2 separate regions of the Homo sapiens genome follow, and region 1 is linked to region 2. Evidence: read pairs that join two places in POLR2A ChIA-PET (ENCODE). Cell type or tissue: CD4-positive, alpha-beta T cell. All regions are shown on one strand. Each heading gives the region's core, and the rest is flanking DNA. Links, peaks and the distances in the headings are about the cores only. Region 1 holds the start of PELI3 (pellino E3 ubiquitin protein ligase family member 3). Region 2 holds the start of ZDHHC24 (zDHHC palmitoyltransferase 24).

Region 1 (4,376 bases), core at 125-4,124, 79 kb before region 2:
TAAAAAATGATGAGTTCATGTCCTTTGTAGGGGACATGGATGAAGCTGGAAACCATCATTCTCAGCAAACTATCGCAAGGACAAAAAACCAAACACCACATTTTCTCACTCATAGATGGGAATTGAACAATGAGAACACATGGACACAGGAAGGGGAACATCACACACCGGGAACCGTTGTAGGGTGGGAGGAGGGGGGAGGGATAGCATTAGGAGATATACCTAATGCTAAATGATGAGTTAATGGGTGCAGCACACCAACATGGCACATGTATACATATGTAACAAACCTGCACGTTGTGCACATGTACCCTAAAACTTAAAGTATAATAATAATAAAATTTTTTAAGAAAGAAATAAAGTTTCTATTTTATTCCTTTCTTTGAACCAACAGGGACAAGATCTAGATTGAAGAGAGAAAAGGGAGGGTTGACAAAGGAATTTCAAAGCAATACTGCAAAATCCTATTCACCACAAGTATCATTATTATTCCCATTTTACACATAAGGAAACTGAAGCTTAGTGAGATTAAGAAGCTGGAGTTCTTGGAGCAGAGCGCTGGATTTAGAGCCAGAAGCCAAGGTTGGAACTTAGGCATCTGCTACTGGTGTCCTAACTCTCCCTTCCTCTCCCTTACTTGGGCAATCCTGGTGTCGGGCCCACCTCAGCCTCCCTGAGGCCTGATGGTCTGGCTGTGCCACCATGCAGCTCCAATCCCAGTACTGCCCCAGGAGAAATCCCTGCCTCCTCCTCCAGTGAGTCTTGGTGATCCCTCTCAGACCTTCCTCCATGCAGTCCAGTGTCAGGTGGAAGCACTGGGGCTCCTGTGAAGCATCAGCTCCACATCTGCCTGGCTTGTGACCTGGGGCAAGTTTCTTCTTCTGCCTGAGCCTCAGCTTCCTGGTGTGTAAATTGGGGATTATAACAGGGATTCAGTATATATTCACTGAGGACCTGCTCTGGCAGGCAATGCATTAAAAGCTGGGGGTACACAAGGGAGTGAGGCTGTCCCAGGGTCCCCGTGCACACCCAGCACAATGGACGCCTCTGGTGGCATCAGTGAGGGCAGCTATCCTGTGTCACAGGGTTTGTGTGACCTGCAGCCAGCAGCCCAGCGGTCTGGTGGTGTCCTGCTTGGTGGAAGTCTCGCAGGGAGATTCTCTGTGACTAACGAGTGTCTTTTCCCCTAAAGGATGTGCCGTCGGCTGCTTTCTTGTTTCATCTAGCCGCTGGGCCCCAGAACAGTTGGCAAAGCAGTTGGTATCTTTGGCTATTTTTAGGTGGAGGAGTTAGCGGGGTGGATATAGTAGGGCCCCAGGGGAGTCTGGTAGATGGGGAACTTCAGGTGCAACAAGTTTGTGGGGGTGGGAGTGGCAGCGGCTCCCTCTCAGGAATGTTTAGGCAAACTAAACATGCATCCTTCATAATGGAAGTCAAAAGCCACCTCCTCTGTGCAGTCTTCCTTGATTTTCTCATTAAACACCCCCACCGCCCCCCACAAGACCAAAGACTTGATCTGGAACTATAATCCAGCCTTTATAGTTCCAGACCAAGAGTACTGAGCAATAGGGACCTTACCTGATGCAGACAAGGTTTCTCTTCTGCACCTCTGAGGCTCCATCCCTAGTCAGAACGACAAGGTACGAAGTTAGGAGTTGAGACTGAAGCCACTCATACAGCTGAGATTCTCTCTTGGCCCGTTTCTAGCAAACTACAACAAGCAAGTCACTTTTGTAAATCTATTTCCTCATCTGTAAAATGGGCAACTATCGTGCCTGCCTCCCAGGATTAAAGTAAAGGGTTTAATTTGCTCAAAGCACAGCGCACAGCGCCTAACGTAGACTGATAGATCTCTCGCAAGCCCCAGGCCCAGAAGGGGCGGTGCTCCCCCAAAACTCTCTTTCCTTTGCAGCACAGCGGGGGGTGTGTGCATCCTGGCGGAGGGGAGGGGACTGAGGGGAGGGGAATGGGGGGTGCCCGAGCTGGGCTGGAAGACAGGTCTGCGACTCTGGTCAACTGCAGCTGCTTTCCCCGGCCTCCACCGCTGCCGCACACCCCCTTTGCCTTTAGCATTTTCCTCCTCTCCTCTAATTGCGTGGCGTCCCCAGATGGTAGGCGGGGTGTCGGAGCTGGGGGTGCGTAGTCCCGGGCCTAAGGCTAGGGAAGGGGCCTCCAGCGCCGTGTGAGGGCCCTGACCGACAGTGGGGAGGGGCGCCCATGTCTCTGGGAGAACCCCGGAGTCCCCGGAAATGGAGGCGGAGTTTGGGGAGTCTGAAATGGGGGAGGGGTCGTGTAGACTACGGGGGAGTCCTGAGCCGGCTAGGAGGGGCAAGGGAGTCCCTCAGACGGAGTGGAGAGCGGGGCTTCCCTGGTCAGAGGGCGGTACCAGGGGAAGGGCGTGGTCTCCTGCGAAGGGGCGGAGCTCCGCCTACGAAGGCTGAGCATCGCCGCAAGAGGCGGAGTCTGGAGCGAGGCGGAGCTCTCCTAGGGGCGGGGAAAATGGGGCGGGGCCTCCGGACAGGGGGCGGAGCGTGGCTGTTCGCGCTCATCCCCCTCCCCCGGCCCTGGGTGTCCCCGTGACGAGGCAGCGCGGAGCCGCCGCGGGCCGGGCCCATCCCGCCGCAGCGGCCCGGGGCCGAGCAGGGGCTAGGCGGGGAGGGAGCGGCGCCCAGCGGGGCCCGGAGCGTGGCCAGGTGAGGCCGCCGGGGCGGAGGGGGCGGGGGCTGCGCCAGGCGGGCCCCGGCGGGCGCGGGGGGCGTGTTTGCGTGTCTGGGGGTGGTGGAGGGAGTGGGTCCGAGGGCGGGCGCCGGTGGCTGCTGCGCGCCCGCGCGTCCCTGCGGTCGCGGGTGCGGGTGGTCTCTGCGCCGTCCGGGCCCGGGGCGTGCGGGGCCGTGCACGCGCGCGTGTTGTGCGGAGGGGCCGCCGGGTGTGGACCTGCGTAGGTGCTGGGCCGCGGTTCCCGTTCTGCCCGCCCGGGGCGCAGGGCGCGGGCCTGCCCCGGCGCGGTCCCTCTGGCGCGGGGATGTTTTCCAAACGGGCTGCCTGCGGGAGACGGCTGTGCTGCAGCCCGAGCTCGAGGGGGGAGCGCCGCCTCCGCAGGCCTCCTGAGACCCGGGCGGCTGGGGACGCAGACAGACACCTGAGGGAGGGAAGAGCGCGCACCCAGGAGGAGTCTATTGGCCTACCCGCAGGGGGAGGCCGAGATGGGGAGACTGAGGCAGATGGTGAGGCGGAGGCGGGCAGACAGGCAGAGATGGGGAATGGGGGGAGAGAGACGGCAAAAAGGACAGCGGCTGGGAGGACAGAGAGTCATTGAGAAAGCAGATGGACAGACAGAGGCCTAGACCTCAAAGGGGCAAGAAAGATTCAGATGGACAGGTAGATTCAAAGAACCTGTCAGAGAGGCTAAATCAGAGGTCCAGAGGCTAAGAGCTATAAGCAGGAACTGAGTCTGAGATGAGGGGTAACGGCCCCCAACTCATTGGGTGCCCCGCTTTGAAGCACATCCCAGACTGGGATCTTGGCCAAAAAGCAGCCTCTGGCCACCCCAAGTTGGTCCATCTCTTTGGCACCACTGAATATCCTGACTCTCTTCACTGTGCCACCCCTCCCTGGTATCCCAGCAACCTCGGGCAGTTTAGAGGAGGCAGAGGGGAAGTGGTTGCCATAGCAGTAGAGGCGGTGAAAGGTCACCCTTGCCTTAGCCTAGGCGGCCCTGCAGCAGGCTGCAGCTGGAATTGAGCCGGGCTGGGGTGGGAACCTACAAAGCTCTTTTCTCTCCCACTCTGCCCAGAATGGTGCTGGAAGGAAACCCTGAAGTGGGGTCCCCCCGAACCTCAGACCTCCAGCACCGGGGGAACAAGGGCTCTTGCGTTCTCTCCTCTCCCGGTGAAGATGCGCAGCCAGGCGAGGAGCCCATCAAGTATGGTGAACTCATCGTCCTGGGGTGAGCATCCCTGGCCTAGAAGGGGTGAAGCACCAGACACCCACCCAACGCAGCCAGAACAAGGGCCCGACCCCTCCTCCCCCCACATAGGGCCTTCAGCTGTTTGTCCCTCCTCACCTTCCTAGCTGAAAGACAAAATTGACCAAACCCACCTCAATTCATAATTATTATTTTATCTTCCCATTTTTCACAAAGTACTGTGACAACTCTAACCACCCAACTTCCTGATCAGATGAGAAAAATGTTAACACCAGCTGCCTTTCCTAAAGCACCTAGTGTGTGTGGTGTGGGGTGAAGAACTCTGGTTCTCCAGCAAAACTGCTTGGTTCAAATCCTGCCTCTGCAAGTTGCTGAACTTCCCTGTGCCTCTGTTTCCCCTGTTTTGCAAATGGGGATGATAATAATCCCTTCCTCAGAGGGTTGTTGGAAG
Region 2 (4,368 bases), core at 369-4,368:
ACTGGCCATCACTGACACTGGGGCTGGGTCCCCCAGGCCAGAAAGCCCGTCTCCCACCAGAATGGGCTGTACTCCCCAGCCCAATACCAGGGCCCCTGCCTCTGTGCAGAGGCCTCCCAGGCTCCCCACCTGTGAGCAACATGAGCCAGGGAAGCAGGAGGAGGGCAGCCATGTGGAGGGGCGTGTGGGCTCGCAGCAGGGCCGACAGTGCAGGGCCCAGCAGCACAGAGACGTGGAGCAGGACGCCGGCGGCATGAAGCAGCAGGCACAGGAAGGGCCGGTAGTTGCCGAAGCCCACGCAGCGGCCCAGCAGGCGGCAGTGGTGGTCCCGACGCAGGATGCAGACGCGGCAGGCAGAGCAGTGTCCGCTGCGTGGCGGCACCTGGCTTTGGCATTGGTAGCAGTAACTGCAGGAAGGAACCACAGCGTCAGTTCCCCCAGCAGCTCAGATGCCCCATATTGTGCACAGGGCTGCCCCAGAGCCCATCCTGCGGAAGTGGCAACAGCCATTTGCCCTGGCTAAGCCTCAATTTCTTTACAAGTAAATGCAGGCTAAACAAGATGTCCCAGGCCCTTCTAGTTCTAGCACTACAGGTCTGAGGTCTCTTCCAGCCCTAACATCCCCAGTCCTGAGACCTCTCTCAAGCCACTGACATCCAGCAGCAAATCCCTCCCTTCCTCCACGGTCACCCCTTTGTCCAGGTCACTAGGAACTCTCTGGATTACTGCAATAGCCTCTTGACTGGTCTCCGATTCCACCTTTGCCCCACCTCGTACGGTCTCACCCCAGCAACCAAACTGACCCTCCTCTGCTTAAAACCCTCCTGTGGTTCTCCAATTTATTTCTAGTAAAAAGCAAAGCCTTCAGTGTCCTACAACATCCTTCTATCTGTGACATCTCTTCCCCTCTCTTACTGCACTCCAGCCACACTGGCCTTCTTGCTGTTCTGGGAACATACATGCTGGGTACACAACTGCCTCAGAGCCTTTGCACCACTTGTTACCTCTGCCTGGAACACCTTTCCCTCAGATTCCCACATGGCTAACCGCCCCCCACGCCCTCCAAGTTTTTTGCTCAAATGCCTCCTTCTCTATGAGGTCTACCTTGACCACACATTTATGTATATTATTTTAAAAATTAATTAAAAAAAATTTTTAGGGACAGAGTCTCGCTACATTACCCAGGCTGGAGTGTAGTGGTTGTTCACAGGTGTGATCATAGCACACTACAGCCTCAGTCTCAGCAAAAGCCTCTGCCTGGCATAAAATGTGTGTGTAGAGCCTGTACCTGGTGTAATTTTTTTTTCTAATTATAAATTGACAAATTCCAGTTGTATATACTTATGGGATACCAAGTGATGTTATGATTTATCAGTACAGCTTGGAATAAATCAAGCTAATTAGGATAGCCATTACCTCAAACACTCATATTTTTGTGATGAGAATTTACCACCTGTTTATTTATGTATTTATTTATTTGAGACGGAGGGAGTCTTGCTCTGTCACCCAGGCTGGAGTGCAGTGGCTCGATCTCGGCTCACTGCAACCTCCGCCTCCCAGGTTCAAACAATTCTCTTGCCTCAGCCTCCCCAGTAGCTGAGATTACAGGCACGTGCCGCCATGCCCGACTAATTTTTTTATATTTTTAGTAGAGACGGGGTTTCACCACGTTGGCTAGGCTGGTAAACTTCTGACCTTAAGTGATCCGCCGGCCTCGGCCTCCCAAAGTGCTGGGATTACAGATGTGAGCCAACGCACCCGGCCTAACCACCTATTTAATATTGAAACTTGCAACCCCTTTACCCTGCTCTACTTCTTGTTTCCAAACTACTATCACCTTCTAGCATTCTATATGATTTGCTTATTATTCCTCTAGTTTCTCATCTGCACCCCCCTCAAATCAGGAATTTGTTCTATTGTACCCTTCGTCCCTGTAACAAAACCTTGCACCTAGTAGGCTCCCAATAAGTATTTGCGAGTAAATAAATAACACTCAATTCTAGCTCTTCCATCCCAGGTTCTAAAAAAATGTCTGATTCTAACAACCTGGATCCTAATGTAACCCGGTTCTAACATCTCAGGTCTTGGGGCCCCTCCCCCCTGTCCAAGGCTCCCACTTCTCCCCGCCCGATCCCGCACCCCACTCACGCCCAGCCCTGGCCCAGACCGCGGCCGGCCAGCATCACGCCACGGATGCTGGGATCCGAGCGCAGGAAGAGCCCCACGTTGCCCAGCAGGTTGAGCAGCTGGAAGGCGGCCAGCGCCAGCTGCAAGGCCCGGGCCAGGGGTCCCAGCGGCGGCGGCCCGGGACCGAGCACCAGCACGTAAGCCAGCTCCAGGCCCACGGCCGCGGCCCACAGCGCGGTGAGCACGAGAGGCAGCTGCGCGGGCGCCCCGTCCGTGCTCCCAGCCGCCCAGGGCTGCCCCATGGCCTGGACACCCAGCTGTCGGAGCCGGAGGACTAGGCCGCTTCCGTATTGGGGCGGAGATAGCGGCAGACGGACGTCTGCTACGGCCAATAGAAGCTCGGAAGGGGGTGCGGCGAGCGCTCAGACTCTCAGGGAACGGCCGGCCCACGCGGCGAGTTGATCTGGCCAACGGACCAGCAGTGGAGGCGCTCGGAATCCCGCGGCGCTGGAGCCCGGATAACGCCGCGGAGTGATTGACCCGCCCACCCTGGAGGCTCCTCCCATCCCGTCGGAGCCCCGCCCGCTGGCGCGGGGGCCAGGAGTGCCCGGGGGATTGAGTTGCAGCCGGGGTGGTGTCGGGGTTTCCCGGCTCAGCACATTCTCCCCTACTCCCCACAGCCGCCCCGATATTAATAGCCCTGCCGCAGCCCATCCAGCTGGCTCAGAGCCGTTCCCCATGCCCGGGTGTCTCCATCACCCCAGAAAACATGCAAAACAGCTCGGCGCCTCTGTGTTCCTGACTGTGAAATGGGGATAGGGCTCTGTGTCCCACCAGCGAGGTGCTGGAAGAGGCTCACGAGGAGCTCCAGAGGGCAGCCTCTAGAGCGGCCCGCGGCCACTATTATTATCGGCCTTTCTATTGTGGAGAGGAGTAAACAGACTCAGAGAGGTCCCGTGGATTTCTCAAGGTCACACAGCGCCCCAGCAGCGGAGCAGGAATGCAAACCCAGGATCTCCGCCGCGAGATCCACCCCGGCGCCCCCGAGTCCCGCAGTTCCCGGCTTCAGGACAACCCCTTGCCAGGTCCAACCCGAGCTCCTTCACCCCCATCCGGCCCCTCCCTCCTCCCCCATATTTAGTGCGAATTCGATCTGGGGCTGGGCTGGGCCCTACTTAATGGGGCCCGGGTGTCCGAGAGCGTGCCGAGCGGAGCGAAGCCAGGAGCCCGATCGAGATGATGATGGTTATGCAGCCCGAGGGTCTGGGGGCCGGGGAGGGGCGCTTTGCGGGCGGCGGCGGGGGCGGCGAGTACATGGAACAGGAGGAGGACTGGGACCGCGACCTGCTGCTGGACCCGGCCTGGGAGAAGCAGCAGCGGAAAGTGAGTGCTCGCCCATTTCCTGACAGCAAAACCGAGGCCTGAGAGGCCGGGCTGTTTGTCCTGGGCATCTCAGCAGTGCAGGGGCAGAGCTTGTCTTTAACCTAGAGTGCTAATCCCCAGCCCAGGCTCTGCCCATCAGCTGCCTGCTGTCCCCAGGGCTGGAGGAGAGGGCTGGGAGCCCTCAAGAGGGGTTTAAAATGACAAGAGAGTTTCTGGGCTCCCCACCCCCACCAGGGTTCATTCCCCTGGGCCCACTGCCCCACTTCTGCTGCTGAAAACAGGCTGGGCAAACCCCAGGAGATCCAAGTTAGGGGGGGTTCAGAAAGAAGAATCTTCTTCTAGTTAAATATTCCCAGACCCCACCCTGAAGGCTTGCAGTCAGGCAACTAGTGGACTTGGGAGTGTGGGGGTAGTGAGAAGGGTCCTCTCAGACCCCACCCCACCTCGTCTCCAGGGTGGGGTCCATAGTCGCTGTATCTCATTTAACAATTGAAGAAACTGAAGCCCAGAAAGAGCACAGACAGGCCCCACATCACAGACTGTCAGACATCAGGACCCCCGCAACCTGAGGATCTTTACCCTTTTCCCTACCCCCATTCTTTCCCAAGATACCCCAGGCATGGGGCCCTGAGTCTGCTGAAAAGGCCATAGGTCGGGGAGGAGGGGAGACCTGGGTCCCCTTACGCTGTAACCTGACTCTCCAGCCAGATGGACACTTAGTGCTGAGGCAGCACCTCGGGGGCGCCAAAGAGGGGCACAGGGGCAGCTGCTACCCAGGCCCAGCCCGTTGGGCACTCAGGGCCCCTCCCTCCCTGAGCTATTTTCACTCCCAGACTTTCCCAAGTAGAGGGGGCAGGA

Evidence for each region. ChIA-PET counts read pairs that join two places held together with the same protein. Peaks named below come from ENCODE experiments on the same cell type or tissue, not always from the same donor. Only the 100,000 strongest peaks of a DNase experiment are listed, where the experiment ranks them.
Region 1: POLR2A ChIA-PET joins it to region 2 with 14 read pairs; 16 of 35 experiments call an interaction of 5 or more read pairs at or near these places.

What each region holds. Positions count from the first base shown.
Region 1 is chr11:66,464,335-66,468,710 of GRCh38, forward strand. It overlaps PELI3 (pellino E3 ubiquitin protein ligase family member 3), which reads left to right and starts at 2,571. Exons shown (of 8, transcript NM_145065.3): 1 at 2,571-2,693; 2 at 3,794-3,946. The coding sequence starts at 3,795. RefSeq lists enhancers at 536-1,037, 1,038-1,537 and silencers at 2,489-2,698, 2,709-3,058. In CD4-positive, alpha-beta T cell, for the core only: a CTCF peak has its summit at 3,114; DNase peaks (open chromatin) are centred at 1,123, 2,407, 2,917 and 3,657; H3K4me3 peaks cover 1,652 bases; H3K27ac peaks cover 975 bases.
Region 2 is chr11:66,543,575-66,547,942 of GRCh38, forward strand. It overlaps ZDHHC24 (zDHHC palmitoyltransferase 24), which reads right to left and starts at 2,474. Exons shown (of 3, transcript NM_207340.3): 1 at 2,149-2,474; 2 at 130-407. The coding sequence starts at 2,429. It overlaps ACTN3 (actinin alpha 3), which reads left to right and starts at 3,329. Exons shown (of 21, transcript NM_001104.4): 1 at 3,329-3,510. The coding sequence starts at 3,364. RefSeq lists enhancers at 1,639-1,748, 2,897-2,956, 3,027-3,076 and silencers at 2,227-2,466, 2,647-2,776. In CD4-positive, alpha-beta T cell, for the core only: no CTCF peak of the experiment used is centred there; DNase peaks (open chromatin) are centred at 397, 2,587 and 3,157; H3K4me3 peaks cover 3,207 bases; H3K27ac peaks cover 2,148 bases.